3 separate regions of the Homo sapiens genome follow, and regions 1 and 3 are each linked to region 2. A link is a contact called in ENCODE Hi-C or POLR2A ChIA-PET data. All regions are on one chromosome and are shown on one strand. Each heading gives the region's core, a stretch centred on a gene start or an enhancer-like site at or near the end of the contact. The rest is flanking DNA. Distances are from core to core; before and after follow the strand shown.

Evidence for each region. Hi-C counts contacts between places; a loop is a spot of excess contacts on that map. ChIA-PET counts read pairs that join two places held with the same protein, here RNA polymerase II (POLR2A). Pooled maps may share reads with other maps.
Region 1: a loop to region 2 is called in a map with no recorded cell type, with 2.3 times the contacts of the local background. The contact joins the promoter of LINC01967 here to the promoter of CMC1 in region 2. A Hi-C loop is called at or near these places in 2 of 168 maps with a recorded cell type or tissue (GM12878 and PC-3), 8 of 37 single-sample maps with no recorded cell type and 5 of 50 pooled maps. POLR2A ChIA-PET finds 5 or more read pairs at or near these places in 2 of 52 experiments (GM12878 and Panc1).
Region 3: a loop to region 2 is called in a map of PC-3, with 10 times the contacts of the local background. The contact joins the enhancer-like site here to the promoter of CMC1 in region 2. A Hi-C loop is called at or near these places in 2 of 168 maps with a recorded cell type or tissue (MCF 10A and PC-3), 1 of 37 single-sample maps with no recorded cell type and 11 of 50 pooled maps. POLR2A ChIA-PET finds 5 or more read pairs at or near these places in 2 of 52 experiments (GM12878 and WTC11).

The regions. Positions count from the first base shown.
Region 1 is chr3:28,027,038-28,030,199 of GRCh38, reverse strand. It overlaps LINC01967 (long intergenic non-protein coding RNA 1967), which reads left to right and starts at 1,596. Exons shown (of 3, transcript XR_001740553.2): 1 at 1,596-1,691.
Region 2 is chr3:28,239,892-28,242,984 of GRCh38, reverse strand. CMC1 (C-X9-C motif containing 1) reads right to left here and starts at 1,366. Exons shown (of 4, transcript NM_182523.2): 1 at 1,173-1,366. The coding sequence starts at 1,191. RefSeq lists a silencer at 1,074-1,153.
Region 3 is chr3:28,052,274-28,055,784 of GRCh38, reverse strand. No RefSeq gene overlaps it. Among named protein-coding and RNA genes, the nearest start is that of LINC01967, 25 kb to the right of the region's middle. Within about 2 kb of position 1,829, at least 2 of the 41 ENCODE cell types and tissues checked have a DNase peak (open chromatin) inside an H3K27ac peak, as active enhancers do; they include PC-3, where a contact is called at or near this core.

The DNA of each region.
Region 1 (3,162 bases), core at 347-2,846, 210 kb after region 2:
CTCTCAGACTTCAAAGACTTGTTTCAGAGGGATCCCTGACTGAAATTTTGATCCACAGTATGTTTAAGAAAATACTGTAATTTATAAGTTTCTGTGAGTTTTGTGTGTGTGTGTGTAATACTGAAGTTGGAGGCTTTTGGATTTAGCAAACGCCATTCTGAGGTTTTTCAAATGCAGAAATAGATCAAAAGCTGTTTGGGTGGGGACTATGCAGACAGAGATCAAAGCATAATAAAGGAGGAAGATTTGGGAATGCAAGGGTTGGGAAGATCAGGACTGACAGCTGCAGATTGAGGGCAAGGAGAGGTAAGTTACATGGCAGGTTCTCAGGAGAAAAGACAGACCATGTGAAAGTCCTAGCAGGGAAATGTCTTTGGAGAAAAATTAAATTAAAGGACAATTGAATGAATATATATTAATTTGTTCTCTTGACTGAACTCTGCAGTTCTCTCCCTCTTTGACCCCAAAACTTCAGTCAAAGGCTATGAGACCTTTATGTGAGAGGGGAATGAAGGGCAAGTCTAATAAAGAGGACTGTAATGTTTCCTAACTCAACACTCTACTGATATCAACATAGTGGCAGCAGCATCTCACAGAGACAGGACAAAATCTCAGAGCTGCAGTCAGTGAAACTAGCAGAGGCTCAGGTCCAAGCCAAGGCCTGCAGACAGAACCTCATGATAAGAGAGAAGCAGCCTGCAATGGCTGTGATGGAGATTGCCTAAACAGAAATACAAATCCCTAGGACAAGGTTTCTGAGCCTTGGCACTATTAACATCTGGGGCCCAATAATTCTTGGTTGTGAGGTGCCATCCTGAACATCATAGGATGTTTAGCAGCAACCCAGGTCTCTACCTCTAGCACCACTCTTCTCCCCAGTTGTAACAATCAAACAGGTTTTACACTTTTACAAATATCCTCTATGGGCAAAATCACCTGGGTTAAGAACCACTGTCCTGAACCAGTCCTTTCAGAGATACTGGGAGAAGCTCTGGACATCTGCAAAACATGGAATGTTGACTTAAAGCCATAGGACTGAAGAACTCCAGGGTGAAGACAACTGAGTTACAGTAATATAAGCAGAAATGTAGCGTCAGAAAGAATTGGGGAGCTAGGGGTGGTTGTGCCTTTATGTTTAGGTGTTTATGTTTAAAGGGAGCACTCACTGGTCTCTAAAACACTTTTTTTCCTCCAGGAAATAAAGTTCTGAGGTTCTGTCACCATTAGCAGGATATGCCGTTTGCCCAATTCCAATATACTTTTCCTTTTAAAAAAAACCCTGAGTATTTAATTGAAATAACCAAAATGAAGACCCAAAATGAGTTTCTTCAATTTTGGTTTCCAACAGAGAAAGACTGTGATTTGGTTCAAGCCACTTGTGAGCTGTCCGCCTGCCACGGGTGCTGCATTTATAGCACCCTTGATTAGATGTGACATTTTCTCACTCTGAGTATTTTGCCCGTATTTGAAGAGATCCACACAGGGGACCTTATTAAAATCTGCAGAAGCCTGTGAATACGTGAGGATGCACTTATGTGAGGGGGAGGGAGAGAATGGATTTTTATCTTCTGGGAATCTGGTGGTTTTATTTTATAGGAGCTTACAAAGGAATGAGCAAGAGGAAAGAAGATTCTGGTCTCACTTAAAATGGACTGCGGTACCTCCTCTGCTTGAAATTCAAAGAAGCCAAGGTAAGCAGAGTTGAAATTGTTTTCATGGCTCACTAAAGTGAGATCTGCTTCTGTTAAACTCTAGATTCTTCTGCTAATTACAGTGAAGAGATGTGGATGGCACAGAGCAACAGATCACAATGACACCATGTTTGCTAGGATGCACACATTCAAATCTGTTCCTGCTCACAAAAGATGTGACTTCCACTCCTCCCAGTCCTATTTGTTCCTGATTTGGTTTTCCATTAAGCAAGTTGGGCCCCAGGAAGATAGAATGGAGATAAGGTTCCAATACAAAGCTATTAAAGAATTTGAAGTAGGGCTAGGCGCAGTGGCTCACGCCTGTAATCCCAGCACTTTGGTAGGCTGAGGTGGGCGGATCACCTGATGCCAAGTGTTTCAGACCAGCCTGGCCAACATGGTGAAACCCCGTCTCTACTAAAAATACAAAAAAATAGCCAGGCACAAAGGTGCTTGCCTGTAGTCTCAGCTACTTGGGAGGCTGAGATGGGAGAATCACTTGAAATCCAGAGGTGGAGGTTTCAGTGAGCCAAGACCATGCCATTGCACTCTAGCCTGGGTGACAAGGGTGAAACAAGAAGGAAGGAAGGAAGGAAGGAAGGAAGGAAAGAAAGAAAGAAAGGAGAAGAGAAGAGAAGAGAAAAGAAGAGGAAAAAAGAAAAGAAAAAAGAGAAAAGAAAAGAAAAAGAAAGAATGTGCAGTAGGAAAATTTGTCTTCAATCTCACTTTTGTGTCCCCTTTTCTATCTTGGGCTGGTCCTCTCCTCCCATGCTTGTTCTAGGCCTTCTATATCTAATGTTATAGATTTATCATTTTAAGTGAAGCAGCTCATTCACAGCACTTTTGAAAACCACGTGACTCTTCTTCTACCCTGACTCAAACACACACAAACCTCATATGATTGGATCAGGTGCAGGAACATGAATGAAGACAGCAGTTATGACAGGAGAGAAAAGATGAGCCGGATTCATCAGAAATACCTCAGGAACTTACTTATAATAAATGGTAAAGTATTTTGTTCCTTTTTTAGCCATTATAAATAGGATTGCTTTCCTGGCTTCCTTTTTAAGTAGTAGATGTATAGACATAAAGACAGAATAGAGAGCCCCAAAATAAATCTACATACCCCACGTTGAACTGATCTTCAACAAGCATGCCAAGAACACAAAATGAGGAAAGGGTAGCAGTTTTGATTAATGGTATTGGGAAAACTGAATGTCCACAACAGAAAAATGAAAATGGACCCTTATCTCACACCACATATAGAAATCAACTCAAAATGGATTAAAGACTTAAATGTAAGACCTGAAACTGTAAAACTCTAGAAAAATAGGGGAAAAGCTTCTTGGCATTGGATATCACACCAAAAGCACAGGCAACAAAAGCAAAAAAGACAAGAGGGCTTATATCTGACTAAAAGGTTTCTGAACAGCAAAGGAAACAATCAACAGGGTAAAAAGACAACCTACAG
Region 2 (3,093 bases), core at 117-2,616:
CCTCAAGAACCAAATCATGGTAGTCATCCTGAAACCAAGCATCGCACAGTGCACCTTACTATCTAAACCTTTGCTCATAGGGCTGCCTCTTCTCCAGCTCCAACCACTGGAAATTCCATCCCTCAAAGCCCAGATCAACTGCTAACTGCTTCATAACCACCTAGTCCAAAATGAATATGATCATTATGTTCCAGAACTCCTCTATGCTTCAAATTAGAGTACTCCCTGATCTACCACTACCTGCTGGACTAGTCACTTAACTTCTCTTCGCCTCAGTTTCCTAATCTGTAAAATGGAGCTAAAAGGACCTACCATACCACATATTATTGTTGGATAATAGAGAACACTTAGCATGGTAATAACATGTTCAATTAAAACATTATTTCTGTGCTACATATATTTTCCATGCTCCTTGAAGGCTCCGAAAGAGCATTTTCCATTTCTGAATCTCCCAAGTTTGACGCCATTTACCTCTCAATGTTTTGACTTTTTGTATCCATAAAATGAAAGAAATGGACTAGACCAACTACCATTCCCTCCAAAAATGTTATCTATTCCCTTGCAAAAATAGCCTAACGCAAAGATACTGCAGGTGACCTTCCACAAGGACGGGAATTCGAGGGTAAGTTAACTATTGCTGCAAACGGAAGTGGCTGGAAGCAAAGAGATTAAAACAACATTCAAGATTTTGAAGATCCTTTCCAAAGAAACTGACTCCTGCCATAGTGATGGATCCTTTGAAATATGTTTTTAAGTTGGGTTACAAGGATGAACTCGGGGTCCATGAACTCCCAAACAGAAATGTAAAACTGTGCGCCAGAACAAATATACAAATTTTTCTGGGGCCAGAGTGTCTGCAGCATACATTAAATGCATCTGTGACCTTAAGGGGCGAAAAGAGGGTGACAATGAAGAGACTAGTCGCGTTAAGTTGGAAACCACAATGGATGATACTTTAGACAACAAACGCAACCTCAGATAACCATAATCCCCAACAAGTGAGAAGATGACCTCAGACCGGGCGAAGCAGCCGCCGGGTATGAGGAGACGCTGGTGGAAGCAATGCTACCCAGAGCTCTGCACCTTTCCCAGGTCGGCATCCAGCCCGCATGGCCCGCGGCGTGAGACCCGGGGCGAGGCCCCTCGGCAAACCCCGCTTCCCGCCCCGGTACCTGCGGGGTCGAGCGCCATCTCGGCGGGCCGAGAAGAACGTAGCCGCTTGGCGGCTCCGGGGCACGCAGGAAGGGGAGTGGAGGGGAGGGGCTTGGGCTCGGACGCACGTGCGACCCCCGGGAGCTTCCCGCAACAGAAACACGGGCCCTTTGCAAAGCACCGCCAGGACCCGTTCCCTCTTCCTTCCCAGGCTCCTACTTCCGCCGCCCGTTGCGCCTGCGCCTTTCTGGCCCCGCCCCAATCCTGTAACTAGAGTGGAACTGACTTCGCAGGGGGAATGACCAGGAAAGGGGGCGTGTCTGCGTGCCTTTGGGGCGGGACCGTGCAGGACGCGCGCAGCCTCGCTTCAGGAGGCTTGTGCACCAGTTGCAGACCCGGGTCGGCCGTGACTGGAGGCGGACCTGCAGGACTTTGGGACTGTGCCTCACTCGGTGACTGGGCCAAAGTCCGAGCCCCGTCCCCCATACCCGCCTTCGGAGAACCAAATGAATCATCCAGTTCCTTTTTTTTTCTTCGTTAACGTTCATTCATTCATAAATGTCTATTTCATGCCTGCCAAGTTCCAGCCACGGTTCTGAATACGAGGGGAAAATAACAATAAAAATAACGTCCCTGTTCTCAAGGAGCAGTGTGGCAGAGGAGACAAATAAAAGCAACACGCTGTTAAATGTGATAAACGCCACACGCACTAGTTGTTCACAGCTTGTTCTACCATAAAGGTGATATGGTGTGTGCAATATCGTTATTTCTCCTTCAAATCAAAGACTGTGGCTCTCCTAGACGTTAAAATATGGGCTCTAGAAGTACCTCTATGTTGTGAAATAATATCCTCAGGACGTACAGTATGATTTGGGTGATGTTACAAATCCTGCCTCTATCAGTAAAAGCTGTATGTTTTGTGAGAGTAAAATGAAGGAAGGTAATAGCCGTCCCGCTGAAGACCCACTACTCACCTCTTCTCAATAGAAGAAACTTTCTAGGTGGCACTTAGGTTCATTTCCACTCACAAACCAGCCTTCAGAAGTGCTTCCTTGTCAAATTCACGTTTAACTGGCTCGAGCCACGAAAGGGTGAGCTGAGGCCTGGGACAGATGGGACAGATGTTTAGAAAAACAAGGAGCAGCTGCTTCTTCCCTGCAAGGGATTCAGGGCTTTCAAAATGATCCCCTCCCCACCTACCTGCAGTCCCTCCTCCCCTGCTGCTGCTTCCGCCTGGTCAGTTGGCAGAAAAGCTGAGGCAGTTGAGCAGGGCTGGGAAAGTGGGTCTCTGCTCAGCAGGTCTTCCGTTTAAGGGCCTATTTGGGCATAACGGCCCTTATTACAGCTGTAGGTTGAGGTGCCAAGGTGAAGAATTAACGTTTCACTCACCCAGCCAGGGAATCAGGTCCTTTTCCTTGTATATTTTGTAAATATGCTTAGAAATACACCAAAATGACTCTGGTATGCCTCTTTTATTGTTCTGAAGGTGAAGGATTTGATTTAGAAAGCTAAAGCAATCTTTTTGAGGAGATGGAGTATGAAAACACAGGTCAGACACCCATATTCAAGAATTAAACTAAATCTTTCTATATGCAAAAGGGTATTATGGTAAAGGAGGAAAGTTTGATCTGTTATCTTAGTGAGTTGAGTAAGTTCTATTATTTTTCTGGACTTTGGTTTCCAATTTACAAGGTTGTTCTGAGGAATAAATGTGATATCATACAATGCATTTGAAAGACTTTAAAGGACCACTTCTACCATTTCTGCCATAGCTATTACTTGAAACATTACTATTTAACATTTGTTTTTAAATCAACACATTTTTAAAAACACTTAAATAGGCACTATTTACTTTAGCCTTATCCTAAGCAACAGTATCTGTAATATCATGGGTTTTGTGTGCCCCATAGAATGAACTGCTAGACGTATCACACCAGGAGA
Region 3 (3,511 bases), core at 580-3,079, 190 kb after region 2:
ATTTGAGAACCCTTGTAGAGATAGACCTGAGAGGACTGGTCCCCTATTGGTCTTGGAAAGTGAGAGAAAGTGATCTCAGAGTTCTATGGATGGCAAAGAATGTATGTGCTAGAAAAGACCAGAGAAGGAGCAGAATGAGGAAAAAGGTAAATGGAGACTAGCAAGCCTTGTTTGTTTTCTGCCTCTAATCTCCTAGGATTTCTAGATCAGTTCCCTGCATACAAGTTCCTGGTGTGTTTTCACTCTTAACCAACACTTGAGCGCAGCCAGATCCTGGGTCTCCTTGCCAGGGGCTGACCTCAGCCTGCTTAAACTCCTTTGCCTGCATGCACAGAGGGCAGAAAGTGGAAGGGAATTTACTAAGGAAATTAAGGACTCTGGGACCAGCCCTTAACCAAAGACTGACACAGCGATGGAATATAAATACTTCACCATCTTTGCTCCTAGTTAGAACTGCTTTGATATAATGAAATATACCAGTATTTTTCAAATTTTAACACTCCTATGAATCACTTGGAGGATTGTATTAAAATGCGTATTTCAATTTGGTAGAACTAGTGTGGGGTCTGAGATTTTGCACATCTAGCATGTTTTCTAGTGATGTCGACCTGCCGGTGTACAGACCACACTTTGTGTTGCTAGGACTTACACTATCTCCAGAGTCCCCTGAGTGACTGAATCACAATTACTTCTCCTTCCCCACAGGCTTTCACTGGACATTTCTTCCTTACTTAGCTTCTTTCTCTTCCAGTTCCACTTCTCCTCTTCCTTACTAGATTTTTCTGGAAACATTTCTAATAAATCACTGTCACAGGAATCTTTATTTCAGCATGTGTGTCTGGAAAATCCAACCTAATACAGAGTCCAGGAGTTTGATTTTGGACATATTATATTTGAGGTGCCAAAGAAATATACAAGATGAACTGTCCGATAGTCAATAAGCACTAGTGATAACCATGCCTTCATTCTTTCAGTTCTCCCTTCTTAGCAACGAGTGTCCTGAGAATACAGGGCATTTAAGCAGACCTCTGGTGTCTCAGGTTTGTCCCTCAGAATTTAGAAGAGTAAGTTTCTTTTGCTGTATTCTTGTTTGAAGTCTTTGAGAATTGATAATCTGTATATCCCATTAGCCAGAATATTCTGCTGTCTGAGTGCTTTTCAAATATTAATGTATATATGAACAATCTATGGATCTTGTTAAAACACAAGTTCTGGTTCTGTAGATCTGGGAAGGAACTAAAGATTCTGTGTTTCTGACAAGCTACCTGGTAATACTGCCACTGCTGGTCTGCAGACCGTGTGAACTACACTTTGAGAAGCAGGGTTCTAAAACACACTTCACAGGTCTAATTTTCAAGGAAACACTCTGAGATTGAATGAGGCACTGATAGCAATGGTAATAGTAGAAGTAGTGATAGTAGTAGTAATAGCTGACATTTATTATTTACATTTACTAAGTACACACACTCTGTGTTAAGCCCTACTCAAATTATCCTACAAATACCAACTCATTTATTCCTCACAATAATGCAGAGATATAAGAATAAAAAATGGTTGATTTTTATTCCAACGGTTTTAATAAGTTAACTATTGTTCCATATGGAAAACCTCAGGATATATTGGTGGTAAGCTATAAAAGTCCAAATATTTAGAGTTGTTTTGCTAGTAACCACGTCATTTCCAAGAGGAGAGGGCATGTTTGGGAAGTGAACACAGCCTAACACATTCTTTCCAGGGAGTGATGGAAAAGAACCAGAAAATGTATATGAGGGAGCAATGTGTGAGGTGGCCTCCTTGGGTGACTGTTGTGGGTGACTACCTATTGCAGTTGTTAGATTTATTTCAAAACTCAGTTTAATCCCCACTTCACCCCACCCCTGTGACTCAGTTTTAAGCAGTTGAGTTTGAAAATGACAAGGATGACTCAAGCATTGAAATCTCTGTGAAAACAGGAGACACCTCCTCCTACCCTCAGCAATCTTTGTTTTCTTCCAAATGCTAAGAACCCACACTTAACACACACACAGAATAAGATATGTACAGAATTTTTTGACTTAATCAAAATAAATGCTTCTCCAAATTGAATTTATTCTTACTTTTTTTTTTTTTTTTTTTGAGACAAAGTCTCGCTCTGTCACCCGGGCTGGAGTGCAGTGGCACGACCTCGACTCACTGCAACTTCTGCTCCTGGGTTCAATCGATTCTCCTACCTCAGCCTCCTGAGTAGCTGGGATTACAGGCAGGTGCTACCATACCTGGGTAATTTTTGTATTTTTAGTAGAGACGGGGGTTTCACCATGTTGGTTAAGCTGGCCTCGAACTCCTGACCTCGTGATCCACCCGCCTCGGCCTCCTAAAGTGCTGGGATTACAGACATGAGCCACCGCACCCAGCTATTCTTACTTTTGAAGAAAACTGAAATAATGTTCAAATAGCAATCAAAAGGGCAGTATATCACTATATTTTCTTGTTTTCAGAAATCAAAAGTTATCAGATAGATATATAGTTGTAAAGAGAAACTATTTTCCTTTTAAATAAAGGTTTTGTTGTTGTTGTTGTTGTTATTTTAAATAGTGATGAGGTCTTGCTATGTTGCTCAGGCTGGTCTTGGACTCCTGAGCTCAAGCAATCCGCCCACCTCGGCATCCCAAAGTGCTAAGATTACAGGCACCAGCCACTAAATGAGGCTTTATTTTATGAACAAGAAGACTAGCTATGGCTTGAAAGAAAAGTATAGTCATATCTATTTTTATCTCATTAAATATCCGGGATCCTTTATGATGTGTTATGGCTACTCACTAAGAAACAGATTTAAAGACTTAGTTTGTTAAGAGGGAGCAGAAGGGTACATGCTGACTATCTGGTAGGGGAGATAACATTATATACCCCTGGGCTATGAATTAACTTGGGGTGATGTGAGAGCACATTCTTTTTGGTGTTATCATATGTGTGAAGTAATCATAAAATATAACTGTGATGAATCCAATTTCAAAAATCTACTCTCTATAAAAGACGCATCTCTAGCACCTGAAGAGATGAGACAGTGGTAAACTCAGGCAGGAGAGGTTGGAATCCAGTTGTGCCACTTACACCTGGTCAGCAAATCAGCTAGGAGCTGGTGGTGGGATTCTGACCAGGGGATGAAATATAGTGTTGGATTTTTAGAACTGGAAGTAGTCTTTCCTGTTATTAGAAAAAGAAATTATGAGGTTGACAGAAATTCCCAAACTGTATTATATGAAACAGTAGGTATTGTGAATGAGAGAATTAAATGAGCTCCTTTGTCAAGTAAGTTCGGGAAACCTTGTATGCCGTATTTGCTTGTGGAGATTCACAAGGCACACACACATATGAAAGGTTCTGAGGAGTCCTGCTTTTTGTTTAAGTTTGTTCAAAACAGATTCTCACAAATGAATATTTGCTCATCTCATCTCACCACATAAACCTTTTGTTGTTGTTGTTTTTAAACACAAATGACATTCCATGGAAATAGTATTCTGTGGAACTCAGT